Regions from separate parts of the Homo sapiens genome. Here region 1 is linked to region 2. The links are chromatin loops, found by intact Hi-C in ENCODE. Cell type or tissue: GM12878. All regions are shown on one strand. Each heading gives the region's core, and the rest is flanking DNA. Links, peaks and the distances in the headings are about the cores only. Region 1 has its middle 110 kb from the start of MIR548BA. Region 2 has its middle 340 kb from the start of FSHR.

Region 1 (9,393 bases), core at 1,006-9,005, 550 kb before region 2:
GGGCTTTCTTTCAGTAGAGAGAATCATAGAATAACAGCAAGTGAGAATGGAAAAGCACGTTCATGAGCATATAGTTCAACTCTCACAATTTACATGTGCTTCAGAAGGGGCTCAGAGAAGTGAATGATTTCCCCAAGGCCACACAGCCAGGTTGCAGCAGAGCAAGGTCTAGGATTGAGTCTCCTGATTCCTAGTTCAGCATTGGGAAGGAAAAGAATGTGGAAGAGGGAGTCTTGTACCACATCACCAGCTACTTCTTTACTCTGAGTTCCACTCACTTGGGCCCTGCTAACCTATCTTGTTTTCAGCTGACTGTTAACTACCTAATCCCTGGCTAAAGCATGTCACCAACTCAAATAGCAGCTGGCGATGTTACATCTCTCAAAGAAGATTTTGTTATAATAGCAGAGGCTGGGGCATAAGATCGATGCACTGATGCTAAGGAACAAGGGAGGCCTTTTAGTTTGTCCTTCCTGTTTGCAGTATCTTTCTCTCCTCCCGGCTCAAATCAAGATCTTTGAATGAGAAGACCTACCTCTTCTCCATCACATACACACACAGATATCACCCCCACTGATAGCTTAGGAAGCTTCTTGTAACTCTAGGATAGGCTCTGTTTCCCAGTGAATGATCCACCCCCTCCCCGAATAGCTAGAGTCAGTTTTAACTGACTCATGTCACGTTTAAACTTCAACCCACGTGACTTTTTCCTTCTCTGGACTTCCATTTCATTAGAGAATGGATCAGTGACTGAATCAGCAAATTTGGGTGATTCCCAGTGTCCTATGCTGTTAAAACATTAAGCTGATGATGACACTCCTCTGCTTAAAATGCTCCAAAAGCTTTCCATTTTCACCAGAATAAAAGGCAAATTCCTTCCCTTGGCCTCAAGGCCCTGCATGCTGGGCCTTGCTCACCTCTCCATTTTCCCCTTATGCCCACTCCCCTTTGCAATGCATCTTTTCAGGAACTGAAAGCAGTTTCTCATCTCAGACTTTGCACATGCTCTTCCTTTGCCTAGAACACCACTCCCTGGCTTTTCAATGGACTAATGTCACATCGTGAGAGAAGCCTACTCCAGATCCAAAATTAGCTTCATTAGGCTACATGACACATGCTCTTTTTGTGCCACTTATCACATATGCTTGTTTGTGTTTTTGCTGATTTAACATTTTTCTCCCTACATAGACTTCTGCTCCATGAGGAGAAGGGCCACATCTTATTACTAAATACCTAGGCCTACTATTATGCCTGGCCAATCAATCTTAGATATATTTTTCTAATTGTCTCATCTCTGCCCCTTGCAATTTTTAATTTTCCCCAATCAGTTTGCAAACTCTTTGTGTTTAAGGGACCAAGATTTCTACTTCTTGTCTTTTTACCACAGTACCTAGTACAGGGCTTATTCAATAATTGTGCCTACAGCTTGAGGAGAAATAGAGAAATACGCACCCCCCCAACCCCCAACAAAAAAAGTAGACATTTCCTGACAATTAGGTACAGAGACACGTGGGGCAAGTAAATTCATTCTCAGTAGAAATGAGTTCATAAGACCTATATAATGTACTCCCAAAGCCAAGATTTGGTAATAATGTAGTCCCCAAATACCTGAAAGTTGTGTTTAAAAATGCAGGTAAGGCTGTAACTGAAAAAACAAAACAAAATCCAAATACTGTTTTTACTATATAGAAAAGGGACCTTGAGGATCACAGCTCAGTGAGAAGATGTTCCTCTAATTTTGTAGTTATTCCATGTAGAATGTAATATAATTTTTTTTGAAAAACTTTAATTTTTAGAGCCCTTTTAGATTCACAGCAAAATTAAGCAGAAAACTTAGGGCAGTATCATATACTCTCTGCCCCACACACCCACAGCCTCCCCACTGCACCCACAGCTTCCCCCACCAGAGTGGCACATGTGTCACAGTCAGTGGAGCTACATTGACATGTCATTATCACCCAAGCCCATAGTTTACATTAGGGTTCCCTCTTGACGTACATTCTATGGGTCTGGACAAATGGACGTGTCCACCATTATGGTATCATGTGGAGTAGTTTCGCCGTCCCTAGAATCCTCTGTGCTCTTCCCTCCATCTCTCCATCCCTAACCCCTGGCAACTGTTGATCTTTTTACTGTCTCCATAGATTTGCCTTTTCCAGAATGTCATATAGTTAAAATCATGTGATATGTAGTCTTTTAAGATAAGCGTCTTTTGCTTAGTAATATGCATTTAAGTATCTTCTGTTGATATAATTTTTTGAAGCTATAAGATTATCTAACCCAGCATTTCTTAAATGTGTGTTTCATTGGAAGGTCACTGAGCCTCTAGGTGAAAAAGTGATTGACGGCCAATTAGGTTGGAAAACCTGACTACCCTTTCCTCCTTTGGGAGGGCCAAGTTCACGTTGGCATTATTAGCATCATTTAACCCACGGTTTGCCTCAGAGACTGTTCCAGAAAGAACTATTGATCACTTGCTACAGGACATGGTCCACGAAGCCCTTATCTAACCCAGTGCCTTATTTTTTATCCCCTTTTCTGTTTTGATTCCTGCCCAGACAGTGGCTCCCTTACATTATCTTTGACTATCCTGGTGGAAATAGTACCAGAAAGTACTTCATAAAGCGGTATTTTAGCAGTACCACATGTTCTGTGCCAAATTTATCTGTCCAAATGTTGCTGTGGTAACAACACAAACAGCCAAATACTAGATAACACAAACTGGCAGGGAGAACAAAAATTCCTTTTAATAAATTCATGGTTGCCTTAGACAAACCAAGCACATTCACGGTATGTTAATTTAAGGTTGTGTAGGAATTGTGAAGTGGTTAAAGACAGACTCACAAGTCTGAAAGTTTACCACTGACTGATGCTACTGGAATAGATTCATGCATATGTCTATTCATATTGCATGGTTGTTGGTCATTTGAGTACGTGTCAAACAAGCTAACACCGGAAACTGGCCAATATCTGCTAATTTTGTGCAAGTCTGATACCATATTGATATTTCTGCTCAAGTTTGGTAGCTGGTCCATTCCTCCTCTGTCGTCTGAAGTAGGAGCTCTTATCATGTCATCTATTAGCAGTTGCCCCAGTGGAAAATGTTCTGCTGTTCCATGCTCTGAGTACATCCTCTTCCTTCTGTCTGTGACATTCTTCTTCCTCTTGACTGAAAAACATTCATCCTTCAAGGCCCAACCTAGGTGTCTCTTTTTGGTGAACATTTGTGGGACTCCACCCTACCGTCTTCCACAGAACCTTCTGTGTAGAACCTTGTCTGATTTGTAATTATAGCTTTCATCTTTCTCATTGTTTCACAATTTCTTGTCATGCTAGAATGCAAATTTCTTAAGGATAATTACAACATCATATTTCTCTACCCCAGAAATCAGCCCCATCCCTGGCGCATAGTAGACATTTTATAAACATTTGTTCAGTGAATGAATGAAAGAATGGATAAATCAATCACTCAAGTATATAAGTCCTTAAAATCAGCAATTAATGTTGGGACTATGAAAAAACACAAGTCTTGTTGATTGCTTTTTAGGCTCAATAAGCATCAATTTGATGAGCTAATCCTTTCAAGTATAATACCCATAATTTAGATTTTTAGGTTTCCAACGAAATGATCGAAACAGGCACACACAACTAATTCTCCTCCTAGTAACAAAAGCTTGTTGTTTCACAGTCTTAGCTACAGCAAGGCATAAGTACACTTTTTTTTTTTTTTTTGGCTAATTAACTCCGTCTTCCCTCAAATGTTTAGGAGTTGTTTCTTAACATATAAAAATGACTTTATAAAGTTAAGCAAGAGTTGAGGTTTAGGGAAACAATATAGGCATTTGCTTTTCCTCTTTTTTACCATTAGCTATGTAAAATGTCTCTCAAATTTTCTGGGTTTCATTACAGTTCACTTTAGTGCAGAATACGGCATGAGATGGTAATAGAGCATCTTGTTCTGTTGAATAAAAGAGTTGAGGGAGAGAATGTTGAAGTTTTCCTGTATGCCTTTCTTTGCTCCTCCTTTGTTTTTTCTTTCCCTACAATAACACATAAGGCCCATCAGAGGAAGGCTGTTGTCTTGTTTGGTTCCTGCTATATTCCCAATACCTAGTCAGTGTCTGGTATATGGTCATTTCTTCAAAAATATGCTTAGAACAAATATGTGCTGACAGATGTGGTCAGAGTAGGAGAGAATAAGAACATGAATCACAGTAGTGACCCTGGAGAGAAATGGAAAACTGGGATGATGAGCAATCAGTGCAGATGTAGTGCTGACTGCCCTGGGAACTGATTAGATAGAGGGCACTGGGAAAGGAAGGAGTTAAAGTAACAGCGAAGTGTGGAGCCTGATGGATTGAAATGATGAGCAAAGAGAAATGAAGTTGGGAGCAAAGCTGTGATCTCTGATTTGGGTACGTTGAGTTTGAAGTTCCGGTGGGAGATAGCCACAAGACAATTAAAAAAGTGAAACTAGGTCCGGCGCGGTGGCTCACGCCTGTAATCCCAGCATTTTGGGAGGCCGAGGCGGGCAGATCATGAGTTCAAGAGATAGAGACCATCCTGGCCAACATGGTGAAACCTTGTCTCTACTAAAAATACAAAAATTAGCTGGGCGTAGTGGTGCACCTGTAGTCTCAGCTACTTGGGAGACTGAGGCAGGAGAATCGCTTGAACCCGAGAGGTGGAGGTTGCAGTGAGCCTAGATCCCGCCATTGTACTCCAGCCTGGTGACAGAGCGAGATTCCGTCTCAAAAAAAAAAAAAAAAGTTAAACTAGAGCTTAGAGTAGACGTCAGGAATGGATATACGGATACTATAGTCAAAATCATAAATGTGATAGATTGTGAAAATAAAGACAAAAAAAGACAGGGAGCCCCAGGTTATATCCTTGGAGGATACATACATTGTTGGGAGGCATGGGGAGACTAAAAACTAGAAGCATTATCAGAGGTGTGCAGGTCTAAGAATTAAAAATGGGAGAGGCTTTTAGGATGAGTACTTTGTCAACGGTGTTAAGGGCGGCAGAGAAGCTCATGGTGATTGTGTTAAAAAATGATTATAGAGTTTTGTGTTTAAAATATGTATATTTGTTTACTATGATGGTAGCAGGTTCCATAAAATAATGAGTAGTGGGCAGAATCTAGATTGCTAAAGGACCGTTCAATGCTTATCTAAGATACTTCATATTATTTTTTGTAGCTTATAATAGATGTTCAAGAAATACTTGTTTGGGAGTGAAATCAACATTCACATTCTTTTTAGAAGCAGCTATTTTTGTTTGGAGAGTACTTTCTGATACTGCCTCTGGAACAACTTTAATGAAAGTAGAGTCCAGCACTTACCTGAAGTTGTGATTATCTACAACCATCTGCAATGTGGTTCATCTCTAGTTTTCACTTGGAGCCTCACTGGATGTCAAGCTGCAGGCTGCTAAGAGCAATCAGCTGGGCAGGTAGAAAATTATGTGTATGTGAGTCTAAGTATATTTATATTGACCTGGTAGATGCCTAAATCTCAAAAGAATTTTAAAATTATGTCATGTTTTATGTAATGGAAAATTATCAATTTTATTTGTAAATTATTTCTGGAAGTTTGCTGAAAATAACATAAGCAGTGGCTTAGCCCATAGGCTTGGGGTTAGATGTGGGGGGTGCAGAGAAGAATCTGATTTACTGTGTAGCCTGTAGTTACTTGATTTCACCACTAGATGGTGATCTTGTATTAGCCTGGCAAGCTGCCCACTAACAAAGGGTGGCATACAGTCGACTGCAGGTGGTTGAAACCTATTACATTGACATAGAGAAGCTTTTTTGGTGTTGTGAAATGGTTGATACTTGAAGTAATAAAAATTAGGGAATGTTAGTGTCCTTCTGACTATACAGACTATGATGAACTGAGAACACTTGAGTACCTGGTTAGAAACCTACAGTGGGGGAAATGGGGAGAATACTGTCTTAGGAAGCACAAAATCTGCATTCTAGTTCACCTGTTGCTGCTTGTAGCATATTTGGGAAGTCATTTTCCTTCCAAGGGCTTCAGCTACTTCACCTGTAAAATGGGAGATGATGATATCTACCTTGTCAGCGGCTGTGCCAGTTTTCCCCAAGACCTTTTCCTGTTCTTTTAGTGGTGGGGAAAAAGAGGTGGAGGTGTAGTGTGTCTACAGTAGGAGAAGAAAGAAGGCACTGAGGAATCTTGGTTGGTCTTGGTCTACTTTTTTTCTAATTTTAACTTTCTTCCTTGGTCACGTGGATGGAGTCTTAGTAAAAGATCTTTCTCTCACTGGGAGAACCGGGAGTGAGAGTCTTTGCTACAGACTGAGAGTAGAGAAAGGAATAGAGGAAAAAACTGAAAGGGAAAATGTTCTATAAAGGCATTGTGGGGTGTGTGTGTGTCTGCATGTGTGTCTAGAGCCACAGAAAGGTGAAGTAGAAGATGTTCATTGTTGGGAATTCCATTATTATTATTGATTAGTTGAACCCCCTTAGTTGTCACTGAAGCCTCATAAAAAGCCATGATGATGGTCTTGTGTTCCAATTTTACAGTTGAGGGACATAAGGAGGGCTTATGATACATCTTTATTCAATGTTAAGGCCTTATTTTCAATCTGAGAGTCAATATAATAAATAATGGCAGTGGGTTTTATTTCATGCTTAATCAAAGGGCCTTGTATGAGGGACATCTTAGCCAGTTATGCAGAAATAAATTATTTGGCTTATAAATTGATACTATTTTACTAGGAGAAAATAATGTCCTTAGTGGGGTAAATTTCTTGGAGGCTCAAGTTATAACTGTTTTTCTCAGTTTTTCACAGGATGCTTTTCAAATGATAAATAGCCTTTGGCAGAGAAAAGGAATTTGATTCTGTCCTCTCTAATCCAGAAATTCCATAATGGAGCCACAGAAAGCGTCTTGCTCGGTTTCAGAGTAATTAGTGATTACCCAGAATTACTTGAAGGAACTGGATTGTATCCTTTCTGATAGGAGAAGCCATGAAAGACTTTATCCTAACCATTCTATATCTTCTTATTAGAATAGAATAGAATCAAAATAGATGAAGATTTGATCTTTCCTGGAAGGAAAGGAACAGCTAAAGAGAGACGGGAGTTTGAAAGCATATGCTGAGAGAAAAAAATGAATTAAATTATGGCAGGAACTGTACCCTATAGAGGATATGGTTTTGTGACTGTCTATTCACTCCTCTCATGAGTTTCTGCCTTTGAGAAATTTTCGTTGTTTTGTTTGTTTTGAGATAGGGTCTCACTTTGTTACTCGGGCTAGAAATAGACTACAGTGGCATGATCATAGCCCACTGTAACCTTGAACTCCTGAGCTCAGGTGATACTCCTCCTGCCTCAGTCTCCCAAGTAGCTGGGAATACAGACATGTACCACAACAACCAGCTAATTAAACATTTTTTTAAAAAAGACAGGGTCTTCCTATGTTGCCCAGGCTGGTCTTGAATTCCTGGCCTCAAGCAATCCTCTCTCCTCGGCCTCCCAAAGTGCTGGGATTATAGGCATGAACCACTGTGCCTGCCCTGAGAAATGGCTAAAAGTAGTCAAATATTCTCTCTAAAGTACTCCTGGTGAACTTTGATCAAACTCAATTGATTCTGAAACTCTCTCTTTGGTTTGACGATGGTCAGGAAAGCTGTGTAGGCTGAGTTCAGCTAGAACATACTTAGCTCTGTACTTAGCCAAGATAAACTTTTTAAAATAAATTGTAAGAGATAGGGTATTAATGACAAAGTTTTTGTTATGTAGCCTTACTATTTTTGGAGTCCCACATGGCTCAAGTCTTTGCAAATTGTTGGTTTTCTTTTCTGAACCCAACAATGGAGAACAGCAGCAGGGAAAACGCTGGCAGATCTCAACCATTTTTATTAGCTAACATGAAAATGTGAGAACTCTTAGGAAGATGAATGTGTTTGGCTGCCAGGCTGGGAGAAACGACAGCCTGGAGAGGAGGAAAGCCAGAGACATCCGGGTGGCAGAAAGCTTTCTAGTGTTTCCTTTCTTTTCCCCACAGTACTCTGGGTGACCGGTTGCCTAGATCTATGGGCAGGAAAGCAACAGAATCAGGCAGAAGTGGCAGGGTAACATCAGGGCAGCTCTGGAGTCAAAATGTGAAGCTAGTAGTGACAACACCTGGATGTCCCCTGAGCATTCTTGCCTTCTCCTTCCACCAAGTGGAGTAGGAAATTACACAGGCTTTTTGTTCTTAAGAACACGCCTGGTGATGAGAGGCCAGAGAGTGTTTGGTGGAGTGGTGGTGGGGTTTGGAGGATGGCTGAATTCATGTTGCAACCTTTGAGACTTTCTGCCTTGAAGACCATCCTCCTCCAACTCACATAGAGAAAAGGGCAAGGCCTAAGTGTTTACCCCTCTCCCACATAGACATCATTTGCAAAAGCAGTCAATAGTCTAAAGAAATAAAAGATGAGCTTACGAGGAAAAATGGTAAGATGTGAATAGTAAGAGTTCCGTGAAAGTAATTTAACAAAATAAATAAGCTAAACCAGAGGAAACAGAATGGACAATAATTTAAAAAAAAGAAGGTGTAGTAATTATCCTTAGAAACATAAAGGAGACTCTTGAAACAAACAGGGAGAAGAAAATATGAAGAACAAATTGGAGATATTGAGGGTCTAAACATAATTGCTGAGATTGCTCAATAGATGGGCCACATATCAGAATGCATACAGCAAAATAATATATCAGTAGACTGAAATATTGAGGCCGGGAACTTCCTCAGAAGACATTGGAAAAGGATAAAGAGATAGAAAGAATGCAAGTCAACAAATATGGAGGACTGAAGTTGAAGTGTAAGTATCCTTCCAAGAGCATCGTGTAGGAAGAAAAATAGACCTCAAATGGAAAGGACACAGAGTGCTGAACAGGAGAGGTGACCTCCTCACATAGAAATGTTCTACAGTAACATTAAAGAATATTAAAAATAGAACATTCTAAAAGGCTTCAAGATAAAAAGCATATTACCCAAAAGGAACATGAAAATTAGATTACAATCATAGTTTTCAGCAGCTACATTAGATGTGGGAAAGCAATGAGTTAATATCTTCAAAGTGTTGAAGAAGAAAAGAAGACAGTAAAACTAAAATTTCATGATGGGCCAAATTATTACTATAATGTGAAATTGAAATACACATAATTACTATCATTTTGAAAGAACTCCTGGAGTTAAGTGAATTAAGTGAATTTTGGATGAAGCAATTAAATCCAATTAAATCCAAAAGGATGCAATGACTCCAGGAGGAAAGGTGAATAAATAATGAACAAACACAGAATGCACATTATTTTGAGTACACAAAGATTTATTTTTAAAAATTAACCATGAAATTATCCCACAAAAGATTTATCATTGAATCCAA
Region 2 (9,393 bases), core at 500-8,499:
TGGTTAAGAGAAACATACTGAATTAGTATTTGTGGGAGTAAAGCCAGGCCCACCTACTGGGTAAATGTGACCACCACCTGAAATCTAGAGATTTCTGATGAATAAAGATAATTATGAATAATACTGCATACCTTGCCTGTTTCAGAGAATATGGCAGGAGCTCTGCATTGCCAAGAAAAGAATGTTTCTGTCTGCATGTATTCTTCTGTTTCACTCAGAAGCTTTACCTACATGTGACTCACAGAAATGTAAGTAGGGTTTTGCTGCACCATGCTGACAGAATTCACTGCAGAGGCTGATATTCTAAACAAAATCATCAGGAGTTGCATGAAATTAAATTTCAATCTGATGCCAGAACTGCAAAAGCAATTTAAATATGTACACTATTTCTAAAGATAATGCTTATGTAGTCATAAATATGAAATGCTAACAACCAGCGTGATTTAATTGGTTGAATTTTTTTCTAGGAAATTGAGATTTTTTTTCAAAGGTCTGTGTTTTTCTGGCTATTATCTGTAATGAATAATTTTTATTTCTACGTACATATTTTTCCGTGCTGGCAGAAAATAATTGTTTTGGGGAGACAAATTAACTCTTTCACTTATCCCGTTGAAAACAATGAAGTGAAATATATGCTCCTTTTCTCCCTTTACATGCCTCCCCCCAATCTCTTTCAATATGACACCCTTTTCTATGTACCTAATGTACTCCTTTGCTCAATCCTCCCCTATTCCCAACTAGTAATATATCACTCTGGCAGTACCTCATGAACCCCAACTTTCCCAATCACTTCTGCCTTCCCAAAAGATTGCTAGTCTTTGTCTCAGCTTCTCAAGGCTCCCCTCATATTAAAGGACAAACAACTCATTTTATCAAATAATGACAAAACTGTAGGTGAAATATTTAACTGATTATTCTTCTCCATTAGCCTATTATTGTTGCTATCATGTTGCATAACAAACTACTCCCTGACTCCATTGGTTTATAATAATAAGCATTTATATTTCTTACACACAGATTTAAAAATTAGCTGAGGTGTTCTGCTTCAGGGTTGGTCGAGCTTGGTTCTGGGCTCTGGTCACATAATTTTTGAGGGGCTTAGACTAAAGGGACAATGGCGTTCTGGGACATGCACTTCTCATGATGATCAGAGAAACATAGGAGACTGAGTCAAATTGTGCAAATACACTTAAGGCCTCTGCTTATATCCTGTGTGCAAGTCTTTCTTTAGTGAAAGCAACTTGAATGATCCAGCTCAATATGAAAGGGATAGGAATATATACTTCACCCCCCACAAAGCACTGCAAGTTAGAAGGCAGAAAAGGAGTAAAGAATTGAGACTCTGCATATCCTTGAAAGGAATATATTTCTTCTTCTGAGGGAATGTACTACTAAGAGCATTGTGGTTTAAGTGAAAGTATAATTTATATTGGTAAAAAATGTTGGGTCATTGTAATTTGATGTATTTCTCCAACTAATTCTCACAATGAATCTGGTGAATCCCATGAATTACATCCTGTGGATGTTGTATGTCATCAATCATATAGTAAGTATAAAATCTAATACTCTGTGCCAGACACTGTTTTAAGTGCTTTATGTATATAACTCATTTAATTATCACAATAATTACATCAGTTAATTACCATTTTGATCTCTTTTGACAGTTTAATAAAATGAGGCACAGAGAGATTTACCAATTTTTCCAAAGCCCCACATCATAAGTTATACGACATATATATATATATGCACACACACACACACACACACACACACACAAACACATATATACATACTCTAGCCCCAGATCCTGAACTCCTAATAGACTGAATATGCAAATGGACAATGACCAGACCATATATGAATGTAGAACTCTGATCTACAACCTGCAGTAATGTACCTAGAAAGCTAATCCCTTATCTATAATAACCAGCCCAGGAGGCCAACCTGCTATAAATCAGAACTGCAGGAAGTCAGGCTGTTATCACAAGTAACAATCCAAGAAGCCAGAAAATAACCACTGTAACAATCACCTCAAAATAGCCATGACTTGATTAATAACTGACAGCTTCCCTAATTTTTGTCTCTGCTTCTAATTCAGGACCACTCAGAGAAAGCCAAATATGCAGCCCTAACAAATCACATAGAATGCCCTGTTTCTAATCAGCCTGCCTACAGCTTCCCTAGGCCAACAGCCTCCTATTAGGTCATACCTGAAACCTTCTCTTTTTTCCACCATAATGCTTTCCCACTCCATTCTTGTCCTTGAGTCTCTCTGCCAAAACACAAGTGATGGTGGCTAACTCAATTGCTATAGCAAGTTCTGAATAAATAGCTTTTGCTTTTCTCATTTTGGTTGGTCTTTATTTTTAGATAATCATAACTATATTCATCATATTTAATTTAATAGAATTTGTGCACAGCATATCTAACAGAGACTAAGACTACAGTTATCACTGCAAATGGGTCATCACTGGCTCTTTAAACATTTCATTTTGATAATATGGTCCTACTGATACTTAATATTTACAGTAGTATATGTATATACCTACAGGAAGTCCAAGTCAATAATGATCAAAACAATATTAACAAAACTAATATAAAACAACAACAGTTATTTTATTAAGCAGTTATAAGTACCACACACATTATTAAAACCATTGCTTAGTTTATTGCACACTTATTACTGGGAGTATCCTCATTTCACAGGTGGAAAATTAAGGCTTAAAAAGGGTAAGCAACTTGTTGATGCACATACTGCTAGGATATTATCCAAATAAGCTTTAATTCTGGTAGTTTAACTCCAAAGTTCAAGTGAAGTGTATCAATGCCTGGTGCACAGTAGAAATTCAACTTACTAAATACTTTACTTACAAAAAGAAAGGATTATTAGTTGATCAACTCCCAACACTCAGTAAAACCTACACTGACCATGAAAATCTATCAAACCCCTGGAAACTTACTTAAGATCCACTGCTTCCTTGGATCTTCTTTTTTTACATGCATATTATTTGTGTTAATCTACATTTTTGCTATGTGTATAACCAGTTTTCCCATTTAGATAAGAATATCTTAAGAGCAGGCAATTTTTTTTTTTTTGCTTTTCCTCCAGTGTTTAGTTTAACTGTGTGCATGTTGTGAACACTCAGTAAATGCTGAGGACAAGATCTCCAAGGATGTCAGGATAACAGACTAAAGGTTCCCAGCACTCATCTCCTCCACAAACAAGGACCAAAACAGCAAGTATGTCATCACACATCAAATAGGGCATCTAAGAGAAAACAGGAATTCAGCAGGGAAGTGACAGGGGATCTCTGAGGCATAGGAGAGAAAAGCAAACCAGCCAAACTGGCTGGGATCAGTTCAGAGCCAGGAGAAACTACCCATTATAGGAAAAAAAGATAAGTGAGAGATTTCCAGCAGTCCACATTCCCACCTCAGCCTCCTGCAATCCTAGCCAAAGGAGAGCGTTTCAGTCCTTGTGGATGCTTAGATTAGTATAGAAAGCTGCCTGGAGTCCAAGCAACAGCATCGCTCCACATAGGGAGCTCACACTGAGTCCAATATACTCTGTGAGACCCAAGCAGCTGCAGCACAGTACCATTTTGAGAGCCCAGGCCCCAAAAGACAACATCCTGCTATGAGATTCAACAGTCTCTGCATCTCCACATTTTTGAACCTCTGCTAACATTTCTTCCACCCCTGCCACATCCACCCAGAGGGCGGCAATATTGCGACGCTAGATGGAGCCACTGGTGTGGCCAGGTCCCCAGCCTCTAGCCCATACAGTGTCCTATACCCCAGGGAACGAGTGGTGCAGCACACCAGGGATGCTCCCTCCTGAGACAATGGGAGTTAAAGGGATATCTCCCCAGAGCCTGAGAGCTGTTTCCCCAAGGCCACTACTCTGATAGTAGCCATGCTCCCTCTAGTGGTGGGGCTACTGTGCACCTGCATGCACCTTCAGTGGGTCTAGGGAATAGGTCTCTCTGGTCACTGTCCTGGGGGCCGAAGGACAGGCCAGCCCAGCCTTGCTCAGCCCTCTGCCACCCCTGTTAGCACCCCCTCTCACCATCTAGGGGCCCAAGGACAGGCCTGCTCCACCCACTGCCACTGTCACTGGTGCCTAAGTGCACCATTTAAGTGCCTAGGGATTTACCCACCCCACACATCACCTCCAGCACTCATGTAAAGCATATGAGGGTAGGCTTCCCAAGCCTGCTGCCACCAACCCACTCGCTAGGGCCTTGCCCACCAAGCCTGTTGCTACCAATGCTGATGCCTGAACATACCACATGGGGGCTTGAGAGTTGGCCAGCAGCTGCAACTAAACTGCCAATGCCACACATATATCTAGGAGCCAGAGAACCCACCTTCCCATCCAGCCTACTGCTGCAACTGCTAGCACCTCAGTAAGCTACTTAAAGGCCCAAGGACTGGCCCACTAGAAACTGCTACCATGAGTGCCCTTACCACCACTATTACCCTCACAAATGTGCCATTTAGAAGCCCAAGGGCCTGTCCACTCCACTCCTACTACCACTGGTCCTTGATGACCAGCTTGTCTGGCATACCTAGTCTCAAGCAAAGCCTCACACAGTCTCCACTACCAACTACAGCCCAGGCCACTGAGGGTCTCACGGACACCATTGATTCTGATTACAACCAAAAAGTTTACAGAAAGACTACATTGTTATGCCCCACCAGAATAAAAGACAAAGCACCCTACGCAACCAACACTGTAGGTACTTATACAGGAAAGTTTTTCCCCACAAGATCCAACCCATAAAATTGGAACAAGTGACTGTTACACCAAAAGCACAAATATCAATCAGTAACAAATCCTAACAAAATCTTTGAAATGCCTGAAAAAGAATTTAAAATAATGATATTTAAAAAGTCAGTGAGAAATAAGAGAATACAGATAAATAATACCAAAAAATATCAAGAAAAAAATCCATGGTTTGAATCAGAAATTCAACAAAGAGATAGATATAATAAAAAAGAGCCAAACAGAAATCCTGGAATTGAGGAATCCAATGAATAAAATAAAAATATAATTGAGAGCTTCAGCAATAGACTACATCATAAAGAAGAAATCATTTCTGAACTTGAAGACAGGTCTTTTGAAATAACCCAGTTAGACAGAAAATTAAAAAGAAATAAAAAAGAGGCCAGGCACAGTGGCTCATGCCTGTAATCCCAGCACTTTAGGAGGTCAAGGCGGGTGGCTCATGAGGTTAGGAGTTCAAGACAAGCCTGGCCAACATAGTGAAACCCTGTGTCTACTAAAAATACAAAAATTAGCTGGGCATGGTGGCACGTGCCTGTAGTCCCAGCTACGGGAGGCTGAGGCAGGAGAAGCACTTGAAAATGGGAGGTGGAGGTTGCAGTGAGCTGAGATCACACCACTGCACTCCAGCTTGGGCAACAGTGAGACTTCATCTCAAAAAAAAAAAAAAAAAAGAAAGAAAGAAAGAATAAAAAAAGAATGAGGAAATGCTAAGTGACATATAGAACACCATAAAGCAACAAAATTTTCTAATTTTGGGAGGTCCAGAAGGAGAAGAGATGGGCAAAGGCATAGGAAATCTGTTTAACAAAATAATATATGAAAACTATCCAAGTCTTACAAAAGATAGAGACATCCAAACAGAGAGCTCAAAGATACCCAATTAGATTCAACCCCAAAGGTTTTCTCCAAGGCACATTATACTCAAACTGTAAAAAGTCAAGGACAAAAGAATTCTAAAAGCAGCAACAGAAAAGTGTCAAGTCACAGATAAGGGCATCTTCATCAGACTAATAGTGAATTTCTCAGCAGAAATCTTACTAGCCAAGAGAAAATAAGATGATATATTCAAATTTCTGAAAGAAGAAACTTAAGCAAAACTATCCTTCAAAAATGAAGAAAAAATAAAGTCTTTCCCAGACAAGCAAAAATGGAAGGAATTTATTACCACTAGACTGGTTCTATAAGAAATACTTCAAGGCCGGGCGCGGTGGCTCACGCCTGTAATCCCAGCACTTTGGGAGGCCGAGGCGGGCGGATCACAAGGTCAGGAGATCGAGACCATCCCGGCTAAAACGGTGAAACCCCGTCTCTACTAAAAATACAAAAAATTAGCCGGGCGTAGTGGCGGGCGCCTGTAGTCCCAGCTACTTGGGAGGCTGAGGCAGGAGAATGGCGTGAACCCGGGAGGCGGAGCTTGCAGTGAGCCGAGATCCCGCCACTGCACTCCAGCCTGGGCGACAGAGCGAGACTCCGTCTCAAAAAAAAAAAAAAAAAAAAAAAGAAATACTTCAAGAAATCCTACATCAGGCACTGAAAGAATGATACCTGCCATCATGAAAACATACAAAAATATAAAACCTGATGGTACAACAGAGACACAACTGAGAAAGAGAAAGGAGTCAAATGCTACAACTACAGAAAACCATCTAACCACAATTATAAACAATAAGAGAAGAGGAAAGGACAAATAATAAAGAAAAAGGACAAAGAAGAGCAAAGAATGTGCAAAACCATTAGAAAACAACTAACAAAATGACAGGAATAAGTCACCTATCAATAATAACTTTGAATGTACAAAGATTTAATTTCCTACTTAACGGACATAAACTGGCTAAATGGTTTTAAAAATGTGGCCCATCTATGTGCTGCCTACAATAATCTCACTTCACCTGTAAAGGAATATATAAATTGAAAGTGAAAGGATGAAAAGATATATTCCACGTTTTAAAAAAAATAAGAGCAAGAAATAATGGCTATACTTATCAGATAAAACAGATTTTAAGTAAAAAACTATAAAAAGATAAAGAAGGTTATTATATAATGATAAAGGGATCAATTCATCAAGAGGATATAACAATTCCAAATATATATGCACTCTAAACTGGAGTACCCAGATATATAAAGTAAATATTATTAGATCTAAAGGGAGAAATAGACTCAAATACAGTAACAGTTGAGAACCTCAACATTCCGCTCTCAACATGGAACAGATCATCTAGACAGAAAAATCAACAAAAGAACATTGAATTTAAACTAAACCTTAGAACAAATAGGCTTTACAGGCATTTACAGAACATTTTCATCCAGTAACAGTGTAGTATACATTCTTGTCATCAGCAAATGGAACATTCTCCAGAATAGGCTAAATTTAGATCACACACAAAAATTCAAATTTTTAGAAATCAAAATCATATCAAGTATCTTTTTAAACCACAATGGAATAAAACTAAAAATCAATAACAAGAGAAACACTGGAAAGTATACAAATACATGGAAATTTTAAAACATGCTTCTAAATGACCACTGCAACAATGAAAAAATTAAGAAGAAAATAATTTCTGAAAACAAATAAAAATGGAAGCATGCCAAAACTTATGAGATAAAGCAAATGCAGTCTAAGAAGAAACTTTATAGCAATAAACATCTACATCAAAAAAGTAGAAAAATTTCAAATAAACAGCAATGCACCTCATGGAACTAGAAAACAAGAATAATGCAAACCCAGAATTAGAAGATGGAAAGAAATAATAAAGATCAGAGCAAAAATAGACTAAAAAAAGTACAAAGGATTAACAAAATGAAAAGTCTTTTTTTGGAAAAGATAAACAAAATAAATAAATTGCTAGCTAAGCCAATAAAGGAAAAAACAGAATACCCAAATCAGTCAAATCAGAAAGAAAAATAGGGACATTAAGCTGATAACGAAGAAATAAAAAGGATCATAATAGACTATTATGAACAACTACGTGCTAAAAAATTAGAAAACCTAGAGGAAACAGATAAATTCCTAAAAACATATAACCTAACAAGACTGAACCAGGAAGAAATAGAAAACCTGAACACACAGTAACAAGTAATAAAACTAAATTAGTAATATAAATTCTCCCAACAAAAAGAAACACAGGACTGGATGGCTTTACTACTAAATTCTACCAAACTTATAAAGAACTAACACCAATTTTACACAAACTATTCCAAGAGTTTGAAAAGTAGAAAATTCTTCTTAACTCATTATTTAAGACCAGCATTACCCGACACTAAAACCAGATGAGGGCACAAGAAAAAAAGTACAGGCCAGTATTTCTGATGAATATAAATACAAAAAAATCCTCCAAAAACACTCGCATACCCAATCCAATAGCACATCAAAAAGATAATACACCATAATCAAGTGGGGTTTATCCCAGGGATTCAAGGATGGTTAAAAAGTTGCAAATCAATAAATGTAATGCATCACATCAACAGAATGAAGGACAAAAACCATATAGTTACCTAAATAGGTGAAGAAAAATCATTTGATAAAATTCAACATCCTTTCATAATAAAAACTCTCAACATATTAGGCACAGAAGGAACATATCTCAGCATAATAAATACCATATATGGCAAAAACACAGCCAACACCATACTGAATGAAGGAAAAGCTGAAAGTCTTTTCTCTAAGAATTAGAAGAAGAGGACAAGAGGGTCCACTTTCGTCACTCCTGCTCAACGTAGTACTGGGAGTTCTAGTTAGAGCAATCAAGCAAGAGAAAAAAAATAGAGACATCCAAAATAGAAAAAAGGAAGTGAAATTTTACCTTGTTAAAAATGCCCTGCTCATATATACTTTTTCTACATACATATATACATATATATATAGAGAGAGAGAGAGAGAAATCGTGAATAATCCACCAATAAAATGCTTAGAGCTGATAAACAAATTTGATAAAGTTTCAGCATAAAAATATCAGTAGTGTTTCTACACACCAACAATGAACTAGCAGAAAAAGAAATCAAGAAAGCAATTCCATATACAATAGCTTAAAAAGTCCTAAGAAATTTAACCAAGGAGGTAAAAGACCTTTATAAGAAAAATTACAAAATACTAATAAAAGAAATTGAACAGGACACAAACAAATGGAAACATATCCCATGCTCATGAATCAGAAGAATTAGTATTGTTAAAATGGCCATAGTAATCAAAATAATCTACAGAAGCCATGCAATCCCTGTTAAATATCTATCACGTTTTTTCACAGAAATAGAGAAAACAATTCCTAAAACTTGTGTGGAACCCACAATGATCTCAAATAGCCAAAGCAATACTGAGCAAAAAGAATAAAGCTGGAGGCATTTCACCACTTGACTTCAAAATATACTATAAAGCTGTAGTAACCAAAACAACATGGTACTGGCATAAAAGCAGACACATAGACCAAAAAAACAACCGAATAGAAAATCCATAAATAAATTCATATATTTACAGCCAACTGATTTTTGGCATAGGAACCAAGAACATACATTGGGAAAATGACACCCTCTTCAATAAATGGTACTGAGAAAACTGAATATGCATTTGCAGAAGAATGAAATTAAGCCTCTATCATTTACCATATACA

The links. Peaks named below come from ENCODE experiments on the same cell type or tissue, not always from the same donor. Only the 100,000 strongest peaks of a DNase experiment are listed, where the experiment ranks them.
Region 1: a loop joins it to region 2, with 10 times the contacts of the local background. A loop is called at or near these places in 14 of 110 quality-filtered maps.

What each region holds. Positions count from the first base shown.
Region 1 is chr2:48,940,952-48,950,344 of GRCh38, forward strand. No RefSeq gene overlaps it. Among named protein-coding and RNA genes, the nearest start is that of MIR548BA, 110 kb to the right of the region's middle. In GM12878, for the core only: a CTCF peak has its summit at 5,713 (motif pointing right); a DNase peak (open chromatin) is centred at 5,750.
Region 2 is chr2:49,487,047-49,496,439 of GRCh38, forward strand. No RefSeq gene overlaps it. Among named protein-coding and RNA genes, the nearest start is that of FSHR, 340 kb to the left of the region's middle. In GM12878, for the core only: a CTCF peak has its summit at 3,924 (motif pointing left); no DNase peak of the experiment used is centred there.